2 separate regions of the Homo sapiens genome follow, and region 2 is linked to region 1. Evidence: chromatin loops called from intact Hi-C (ENCODE). Cell type or tissue: PC-9. All regions are shown on one strand. Links, peaks and the distances in the headings refer to the core of each region. The heading gives the core; the rest is flanking DNA. Region 1 overlaps C5orf67 (chromosome 5 putative open reading frame 67). Region 2 has its middle 58 kb from the start of MAP3K1.

Region 1 (5,383 bases), core at 322-5,321:
CATCATTTATCCCCAAGGTAGATACACATTTCCTCTATGCTAAAAATAATTATAATATTAAATCGTTCATAGCAGAAAACAAGTAAGACTTGATGAAACTTTATTGAATTTATTTGCCCCCCTCATGTTAGGGCCTATAGGAGGCATGCACATGGCCCTGGAGTTAAACTAGAAAATTATCCATGCTTGTCCATTCTGCGAGGTATTATTGTGGCCTGAGAGGTGGAGACCTTATCCATGGAGAGAACATTTTTTAAGCCATATAAACATTAGCAGACCACAATAAAATCAATACTGAAAATGCAACTTAAGGACATGGCACTCTCTCTCTCTCTCTCTCTCTCTCTCACACACACACACACACACACACACACACACACACACACACACAAAGAAGGAACTGGGGGTCCTTTATTCTGGGTAACTGGGAAGGTTCTGGTCACTTTGGATAAGAGTTGCAATTAGGCTTCCAACCCGATACCCTTAGCCAAGCACAGCTCCCCATGAGATTTATGGGGCTAACAGATAAATAACACTTGCATCTGAACGCATTCATGAATAGTCATTCCAGGAAACTAAAGCAAATGTGTGTTTTTGGAGAAAATTATCCAGGTGATTGCTCTGATTTCCATTTTTCTTCCCAGCACAAATTAAAAACAAAATTTCTGAGGTCATGGAAGAAAGAAGATATGCACCACATTATCACCAGATCCTGTCTAAAAGTTGTCCCCATCCTGATGGATTGATCGAGACTTTGGATTCTGGCAGTCTTTGAAACTCACACTGCATGACATGTGCAAAGTCCTCCTTCAGTCGAAGGATGATTCTTCAAAGGGTGATCCCTCAAAGACACTAAGAAGGCAGCTGACCCCCAGAAGGCCCTTTTGGATTGCAGAATTCCAGGCGCTCGCACCTCTGAATACAGCACTGAAGACAGCTTGGCTGCCTCCCCGCCTCCTCTGTCCTGGTACAGCTGCAGAGGGGCTGACTTTGGCAGCCATAGATCACTGAGGCTTTGTCTCAGCTTCTCTCAGAACAGCTTTTCATCAGGAGATTCACAACATCTCTCAAAACACATGTAGGAAGAAGAAGTAAAGCAAACACCAATGGTTTCTTTCAAGAAAGAGACTACTTGGAATCTTTGGGTTTTGGTTTATGATTACAGTGTGTGGAACGGATCATTTCTGGTTTATGAGCAGCTTGATGTGCTAGAAAGAGCTGTGAATTTGGACTTGGAGCAATTAGGATTCTGGTTCCAGCTTTTTTCCAGCTACAGCTCGCGAGTAACTTAGTTTAGCTTCTTTGACCTTGGTTTCCTCATCTGTAAAATGAGAGGGTTTGCTCAGATGATCTTTGACCTAATGAGTCTACGAAAAGTGAATGTTGGAAGCACATGTTCACCTTCTCCAATTACCAGCTGTGATTATGTGACTGGACCAAATGGCACTAACTGTCGAAACCTTTTAGGCTGAAGGGGAAGCACTAACTGTTGAAACCTTTTAGGCTGAAGGGGAAGCATTCTGAAATAGGACAAGGGGCACCTCGTGTTGAAACCTGGAGCTGGTCAACCCTCTGAGGCCAATGCCGACCTTTGCATCTGCCTCCCACGCCCTGCTTGTTTTAGCTGGACCAGGAGAAACTAATGTCAAGACAAAAAAAAAAAAAACCTGAAATCCATAACATTTTGATAGGTAGCTTTATGAACAGTTACAAATCAGATGTTTGCCCCCCAAATTTTAACTTTATTCTCTGAAACAGATCTAAAATTCCTATCTACCTCACAGTTTCACAGATAACCCAGTCTCTTCCAGTTTATAACTGCCTCTTTGGGGTAAGTATTCAGTTAAGTATTTCAATATCAGGGCTATATCTGTGTTCTCAAAGAAAATCCTTTCTACCTTCTCCTCCCCGAAATGGCTTCTGGGAGGGGAAAGCTTACTCTTCTTGAACAAGGAAGCTGGGAGGGGGGTCTTTGGTGTGAGCTGTCCCGTGGATCTTCTGTGACCTCTTCCAGGATGTCCCTTGTCCTACCTTGTCACTGGATAACTTGCATCAGTTTCCACCAGATGTGGCTGATTCCACCTGGCCTTTGGGACCTCATGTTCGCATCTGACAGTTTCATTCTGCCCCTCAATTCTGGATTTGAGATTCTGGCACTTTGTGAGTTTATTTGTTTGGACTCCAGGCCTTGTTGGATCTACCAATCTTTCAGCCCATGTTCCCCAGCTTGGATAATAGGAAATTCTTAATCTCCTATGGGCCACCCAAGACCGTGGGGAATTAGTAACACTATCTATATCAGGCTCTCACTTTCTGCCAAATTCTCCACATTGCAATTTCTAAATCTACTTCAGCCTTTCCCCACCCAACTCCATGTTAGTGCAGGACACCTGGTGAGGTTTTCTCCTGCTAGATGGCCAAAGGCACTGCTACCCTGACTCATTATGAAAGATTGCAGTGATGGATTAGTGGTGACAGGCATGTATAGGGAAGATGGAAGTGGTTGCATTCCTGCCGTATATTTGCCATCATAACTTCTGCCCTTACAAGACAGTAGCTCTTGTCTTGGAATAAGCATCATTTCCCAAGTGAGGCTGGTGTGTGTGTGTGTGTGTGTGTGTGCACGCACATATCATGACCTACAGTAGTAGTTCTCAAATGTTAACATGCAAATAATTACCTGGAGGGCTTGTTAAAACAGACTTCTGGGCCCCACACCCAGTTTCTGATTCTGTAATCCTAGGGTGGAGCGTAAGAGTCTGTATTTCTACCAAGTCCTCAGATGATGCTGATGTTACTGGTCCTGGGATCACACTGACCCAGAATCTCCAGACTCTGGTGCTGTATGCAGATTGTGGTAAAAGCAATGCAATGTCTGAACACAATTTTGTGCTTGGAAACCTGAGGACGTATAGTTTTTCAATGTAAGAGATATTACTGGGGTCTGAGTAAAGAATAGGCATGTAAAAATTCATGCGTGAGTCACCTTTTCAGATGATTACACTATATATTTTCTGATGATTCATTCTTTTCCCCTCATGCCTTTCCAGGTTGCTAACCTGACCAGTCCTGCAGTGGAGGTAGTTATACCCAAGGTGTGATTTGGGATCACTAAAAGGAATTTCTCTAACTACTGAAGTGTCTAAAATACCTAGGTTAGCTCTGAGCTCAGATCCCAGTCCATCAGACTCGCTGTTTTCAAGAGGAGGAAGCAAGGGAGAACAAAAGCTAGCCTGTCCATGGAACAGGCTTAACAGATGAATTTCTTCTTGTATTGTTTCCTTTCTGTTATCTCCTATGTTTCAAACACAAACTTGTATTGAATCTTTTTTTTAAAATTAACAACTTTATTTACCATAAAATTAACTTACTGTAAGTATACAATTCAACTATTTTTTGTATGTTTATAAAATTGTATAACAATCCCCATAATCTAATTTCAGAACATTTTTCTCACCCCCTAAAAAGCCTCATGCCCACACACAATCACTTCTTTTTCCACTCTCTATCCTAAGCAACCACTCATCTGCTTACTGGCCCAATATTTTTGCTTTTTGCCTTTTCTGGACATTTCATATAAGCAGAACCTGGGAGGCCAAGGCGGGCGGATCACGAGGTCAGGAGATCGAGACCATCCCGGCTAAAACGGTGAAACCCCGTCTCTACTAAAAATACAAAAAATTAGCCGGGCGTAGTGGCGGGCGCCTGTAGTCCCAGCTACTTGGGAGGCTGAGGCAGGAGAATGGCGTGAACCCGGGAGGCGGAGCTTGCAGTGAGCCGAGATCCCGCCACTGCACTCCAGCCTGGGCGACAGAGCGAGACTCCGTCTCAAAAAAAAAAAAAAAAAAAAAAAGCAGAACCATACGCTATGTGTTCTTTTGTGCCTCGCTTCTTTCACTGAGCATATGTTTTGGAGGTTCACCTTCATCCACGTTGCAGGATGTCTCAGTACTTCATCAAAGGCTAGCTTCTACCAGGTCTTCCTTTGATGCATGCATCTCTGTCTCTCCATTTCTGCTGTAACTCTTAGTCTTGGTCCTTGTTACTCAAGTGTAGTCCCTGATCACTAGCATCAGCATCACCTGGGAGATAGTCCTGGCAGAGACTCAATCAGGATCTGCATTTGAGCAAGGTCTCAGGGGATTTTTGTGCACACTGCAGTTTAAGAAGCACTTCCCTAGAGAATCTCTTCACCTCTGTCAGAAGCATTGTAGAGCAGCCTCTGCACTGACCTCCCTGTCTCCTCCAGTCTCCCCACTGGGCCACCCAGCCTACACACCACTGCCCACGTGGATGAGGAAACTGAGACTCAAAAGAGGTGGGCAAATTACCCATGATTAGCCCTCAAGTGCCAATCTCCACATGCCCTCCATTTCTTAAACAATCTACATGACTTCTTATTAGCTGTTTGAGTGCCAAGTCTCCATCACTCAAGTGTGATGTTCAAAGCTTGCTAAAATAGCGTCTTCTTTACTGATAGAAGCTTCTCACCTGCAGTGTTCTAACACAAACTTTCAGTTCCTAACATGTCACACCTTTAAATCCTGACGACACTTTAGTCAGCCTCAACTTCAGGTATCCTGCTGAGCTGTCCTTCCATGCATCTAGTGAATTCCACCCACCCCCTCCATGGCTTCAGTCCCATTGCTGCCTGCCCACCCCACATAGGACCTTTCCCAACCTATAAGTTCACATTGAACTTTGCTTATTCTAAAGTCTAAAAATGCATTTTTTTTGAGATGGAGTCTCGCTCTTGTTGCCCAGGCTGGAGTGTATTGGTGTGATCTTGGCTCACTGCAACCTCAGCCTCCTGGGTTCAAGCAATTCTCCTGCCTCAGCCTCCTGAGTAGCTGGGATTACAGGTGCCCACCACCACACCGAGCTAATTTTTTTGTACTTTTAGTAGAGACGGGGTTTCACCATGTTGGCCAGGCTGGTTTTGAACTCCTGACCTCAGGTGATCCTCCCACCTCAGCCTCCCAAAGTTCTGGGATTACAGGTGTGAGCCACTGCACCTGGCCAAGAATGCATTTTTTTAAGAGACAGGGTCTCTCTCTGTCACCTAGGCTGGAGAACAGTGGCTTGATCACAGTTCACTGCAGCCTTGACCTCCCGGGCTCAGGCAATTCTCCCATCTCAGCCTCCCCAGAGGCAGGGACTACAAGCACATGCCACCACACCTGGCTAATATTTTGTAGAGATAGGGTCTCACTTTGTTGCCCAGGCTGATCTCAATCTCCGGGCTTCAAGTGATCCTCCGGCCTTGACCTTCCAAAGTGCTGGGATTGCAGGCGTGATTCACTGCACCTGGCCTAAGAATGCATATTAAACACTGAATCCTGTGGTTATTCTTCAGCTACTCATAGTAATAATAATAATTATG
Region 2 (5,383 bases), core at 239-5,238, 210 kb before region 1:
GTACAAACCTAAATGCTAATCTTTTATTTCCATTTCCAAACTTTGTTAATACTTATCATGGGATATAAATAGACTGTAGAACATTATTTATTATGATGTTATGGTATACTATGGTACAGTACTATATACTGTATAGTGGCTGCTGATCTTTTTTTCTTTTTCCTAAATTCAAGTATTTTAATACAAGGTATGCAGAATATGTGCAAAGACTAAATGCTGGTTGTCTGGGTGGGGTTCATGCCAAATCAAATGTGACAGCCTTTTCCGGAAAGAAAGAATAATGACATTGTTACCACCTAGATATTAACTGAATATGCTAAGCTCATCATATAGACTGCCCAAGTCGATCTGTACAACATCCTTTTGAGGTTGTTAGTAGAATTACCTGTTTTTTAGATAAGGAAATGGAAGCTTACAGTCATTTGCCCAAGGTCAGAGAACCAGTTAAGGAGGATTCCAACTCAGGCAGGCTGGCTCAGAGCCCTGCCTGTTACCATTATGCTTACCAGGCCTCACGGGCCCTGGCTGGGAGCTCAGGTTCAAGGATTCCTTTCCGGCAGGCCAGCTATCATAAGAGGAAAGGGAGTACCAGAAAGCTTTTTCTCTAATTTGCTAAATATCAACTTTCCTAATATATGAATTACTGCTTAGAGGCAGAGTTGTTATACTGTGTAATACATTTTGAAGTATGGTGTGTATGTTCCTGTGGTTGCATTTTTCGTGCATATACACACATCTCTGCAAACTTTATATGACAGGAGGGATAAAAGGCAATGAGATGTTTTCAGAAAAGTTACAATTATCTGTATTAAGATGTATTTTCTTTTGATTATAAAACAGGTACAAAAATCAGAATATAAAATAATATAGTATCCTAACATTAAAAAATGCACATTTATATTAATGTTAAATTCTAAATGTTAACATTCAAATGTTGACAGTGGTTATCTCTATAATGGTAGCCTTGGGTTGACTATCACTTTACCTTTCTGCCCTTTTGAATTGTCTGAATTTTTAAAATAATGGGCATGTATTACTTTTATGATAAGAAATCTAAAAACACAATCCTGTTCTAGAAAACTTAGAAAAGCCCAGAAAACTATAAAGAAGAATATAACAATCTTACCACCAGTTAAAAATGCTGACAACATTAGCAAACACACTTCCAATCATCTCTACTTGTATGTATATTATGTGGTAGAGATCATCTACAATTCATAATTTGGTGACTCATTTTCTTTTCTTTCTTTTTAAAAAGTCGAAAGCATTTTTATGATATTAAAGACTCTTCTTAAGTATTATTATTATTTGAGATGGAGTTTTGCTCTTGTTGCCCAGGCTGGAGTGCAATGGCATGATCTTGGCTCACTGCAACCTCCACCTCCCAGGTTCAAGCGATTCTCCTGCCTCAGCCTCCTGAGTAGCTGGGATTACAGGCCTTGCACCACCATGCCCGGCTAATTTTGTATTTTTAGTAGAGATGGGGTTTCTCCATGTTGGTCAGGCTGGTCTCAAACTCCCGACCTTAGGTGATCCACCCACCTTGGCCTCCCAAAGTGCTGGGATTACAGGCGTGAGCCACCGCCTGGCCTTAGCATTATTTACATTATTTAAATGTTACACAATAGATCATATGTACAATTTACTTAACCTTGCCCTATGTTTTTTCTCTTTTTTTTAATATGATCAACAATGATATGTATTAGATATCTTTATTCATGAATATTGGATTATATTTCGGATTATTTTCTAGATTCCTAGAATTAGTGGGTTAAAGTGAATGATCATAATTTATTTATTGCTACATAAAAAAATCCAAAACATGGTGACTTAATAATATATTATTGTTTTTCATGGTTCTGTGGGTTGAATGAGCTGAGCTCAGTAGTTCTTGTTTGGGAGTCTGGGGCTGAGCCATCTGGAAGCTTTACTGGTTGGACATTCAACATGGCTTCTTCATGCACATGCGTGATCCCTCTGTGTTCCTCCACGTGGCCTCTTTCCAGTACAGTGGCTGGATTTCTTCCGTGTCTCTCAGGGATCCAAGAGGCAAGAAGTGGAAACTGTCAGTCCTCTTAAAGACCAGGGCCTGGAGCTGGCACAATGTCACTTCCACCGTATCTTCTGTTGAGAGTAGTCACCGGCCAGCTGAGCTTCGAGGGTGTGCAGGAGCAGCCTCCCCTCTCCATGGAAGAGTGGCATGTGTCTACAAGAGGGCAGCAGTTGATGGCAACCATCTTTGTTTTTGTTTGTTTGTTTGTTTGTTTTTGTTTTTGTTTTTTGAGATGGTGTCTCGCTCTGTTGCCCAGGCTGGAGTGCAGTGGCGCGATCTCGGCTCACTGCAGGCTCCGCCTCCCGGGTTTATGCCATTCTCCTGCCTCAGCCTCCCTAGTAGCTGGGATTACAGGCACCCGCCACTTACGCCCGGCTAGTTTTTTGTATTTTTAGTAGAGATGGGGTTTCACCGTGCTAGCCGGAATGGTCTTGATCTCCTGACCTCGTGATCCACGCGTCTCGGCCTCCCAAAGTGCTGGGATTACAGGCGTGAGCCACCGCGCCCAGCCAAGGCAGCCAACTTTGAAGTCAGGCTACCACAGATCATTTTTGAAAATGGAATAAAATACAGTTTGGTACAGTTTTAAGCAAACTTGTGAAGTGACTGAATATTTACAAGTCTACAGAAAGACATTTCTGTCAGAAATAAATCTTGCTAAAGCCCCTTGAAGGAAGTGTGAGGGAAGAAAGTAGGCCAATGGAGGCTAGTCTCTTCAATAGGGCTAAATGTCCCCATGTCCCCTGGGAAGGTTTCTGCAGGGGGATGGAGTGCTAAGGAGCGAGAGTTAGTGACTGCTGAATGACTCGTTGTGCCTCAGGCAAACACTGAACTTTCCTGTTCCTTGAGGTTCAGCTCAGGCTGTCCCTGTCCAGTCCAGACCTCCGGGGCCAAACCACAGCCTGGGCAGAGGTGCCAGCCGGGAGGGTGTGGGGAATGCAGGGACAGCCCTGGAGGGAGAAGGGCAAGTCATTGCTGGGAAGTGATTTGAGATAGGGCTGTGAGGGGAAGGAAGAGGGAGGTGCGGGATGAGGTGACCAACTGAACACAGACATCTCCATCTCTGGCTTGAAGACACAACGGATCTACAGCACTTAGCAGTGAGGGGCACGCTTCAGACGGTACTGTTCTTTCTGGGAAGGGCCCAGTGACCCGAAATCTAGCATTCAGCCCCCATAGACACTCCAACGCAAGCTATTGTAAGGTTCTGTATTGCTTCAGGAACAGGAAAGAGGAGGACTACTGCTCACTCTTCATCCACCTCAGATGCTCCCCCACCCCCTCCCCACTGGAAATTCCACTTCCCACCCCACCTTCCCTCACCTGAGGGATCCCTCCATCCTTAGTTGTCCCAAACCTCCACAGAGGCTGAGGAGACAAGATTAGGAGTGAGGTTTTTGAGCTCACTGTTCAGGTTGGGATTCGGGCTTTACCACATTCTCTGAGTGACTTTTGGTTAGTTAGTAAGCTTCTTTGCATGTTGGTTCACTCATCTATAAAAGGGGGACTTAAATATAGTCTCACCTCATTCTGTTGTTGTAAGGATTGAATGAGTTAATTATGTAGAATTTTTTAGAACTCTGTGTGGCCCACAGTAAACACTCACAAAGCATTATTTTAACTTTCTATTACTTAAAAAAAGAGAATTTTTTTTTGGTTTAAATAGACTTTATCTTTTAGAAAGGTCTTAGGATCACAGCAAAATTGAGCAGAAAGTACAGAGATTTCCCATATGCATCCTGCCTGCATACACACATAAGCAGAGCCTTCCCCACCATCGGGATCCTGCACCCGGTAGTACATTTGTTGCAACTGATGAACATACTACAGTGACACATGATTATCACCGAAATCCATAGTTTACCTTACGGTTCACTTTTGGTGTTGTACATTCTATAGGTCTGGACAAATGTATAACGATATGCATCCACAATTCCAGCATCAGACAGAATTGTTTCACTGCCCTAAACATCCTCTTTTGTATTACTTTTAATTACAATTTGCCTTGAATTGTAGATAAGACATTCTTACATATCCTTTATTACTTCTTCTAAGCTAATCAAGCTGGGTTAGTTTATGTGAACTGTACAATATTACTTGTTCCACAGAGCCATGCATGAAACTTGGCAAATGGATAGTGAATTAGTGGTAGAAGAGGTGAGCAAATGAATGAATGAGACCTGTGGGTAGGGGTAAAAGACAAACTCAGGTGAGATTTTTGATTTTGATTTTTTATACTTTTTGAGTATTTTCTATATTTTCTCCAATGAGCATATTATGTTTATAGTCAGAAATAATAAAGATGATTTGTTTTAAACTTTTAAGTTTGGGGTACATGTGAAGGTTTGTTACTTAGGTAATCACGTGTCATGGGGGTTTGTTGTGCAGATTATTTCATTACCCAGGTATTAAGCCTAGTACCCATTAGATCCTCTCCCTCTTCCCATCCTTCACCCTCCAATGGGCCCTAGTGTGTGTTGTTCCCCTCTATGTGTTCATGTGTTCTCATCATTTAGCTCCCACTTACAAGTGAGAGCATGCAGTATTCGGTTTTCTGTTCCTGCATTAGTTTTCTAAGGATAATGGTCTCCAGCTCCATCCATGTCCTGTGTAAATGTACCATGGTGTAAATGTACCACATTTTCTTACATCCATGGTGTAAATGTACCACATTATCTAGTCTAGTACTGATGGGCATTTAGGTTGATCCCATATCTTTACTATTGTGAATAGTGATGCAATGAACATACACAGGCATGTAGAAAAATGCAAATCAAAACCACAATGAGATACCATCTCACACCAGTCAGAATGGCTATTATTAAAAAGTAAAAAAATAACAAATGCTGGTGAGGTTGTGGAGAAAAAGGAACCCCTATACATTCCTGGTGGGAGTGTAAATTAGTTCAACCATTGTTGAAGACAGTGTGGCAATTCCTTGGAGATCTGAAGACAGAAATATCATTCGACTCAGAAATCCCATTGCTGAGTATATGCCCAAAGGAATATAAATCGTTCTATTATAAAGACACATGCACATGCGTATGTGTGTGTGTTTTTAAAAAATACCTTAAACTTGCTTTCTGTTCCTCAGCTCCTTCTTTACCCATTGGTGCTTAGCTCTGGTTCCTCTGTTGCCAGCATACACCATGGAATCTATGCCAGGCAGCGTGGGGTTTGTCAGCTAGTGTTCATGTTGACCACAGTTAAGAGCACAGACTCTGGAGCCAGGTGCTTGGGTTCAAATTTGCGTTCCTCCCCTCCTAGCTGTGTGAACTTGGGCAAGTTAGTTACTTCTCTGTATCTGCCTTTCCTCATCTGTAAAATAGG

Evidence for each region. Hi-C counts contacts between places; a loop is a spot of excess contacts. Peaks named below come from ENCODE experiments on the same cell type or tissue, not always from the same donor. Only the 100,000 strongest peaks of a DNase experiment are listed, where the experiment ranks them.
Region 2: a loop joins it to region 1, with 6 times the contacts of the local background. A loop is called at or near these places in 1 of 110 quality-filtered maps.

Annotation. Positions count from the first base shown.
Region 1 is chr5:56,541,289-56,546,671 of GRCh38, reverse strand. All of the region lies in intron 2 of C5orf67 (chromosome 5 putative open reading frame 67), which reads left to right. Among named protein-coding and RNA genes, the nearest start is that of LINC01948, 62 kb to the right of the region's middle. RefSeq lists a silencer at 1,384-1,584. In PC-9, for the core only: no CTCF peak of the experiment used is centred there; DNase peaks (open chromatin) are centred at 1,451, 2,441 and 3,061; H3K27ac peaks cover 3,727 bases.
Region 2 is chr5:56,754,803-56,760,185 of GRCh38, reverse strand. No RefSeq gene overlaps it. Among named protein-coding and RNA genes, the nearest start is that of MAP3K1, 58 kb to the left of the region's middle. RefSeq lists an enhancer at 2,973-3,474. In PC-9, for the core only: no CTCF peak of the experiment used is centred there; DNase peaks (open chromatin) are centred at 425 and 2,885; H3K4me3 peaks cover 437 bases; H3K27ac peaks cover 1,691 bases.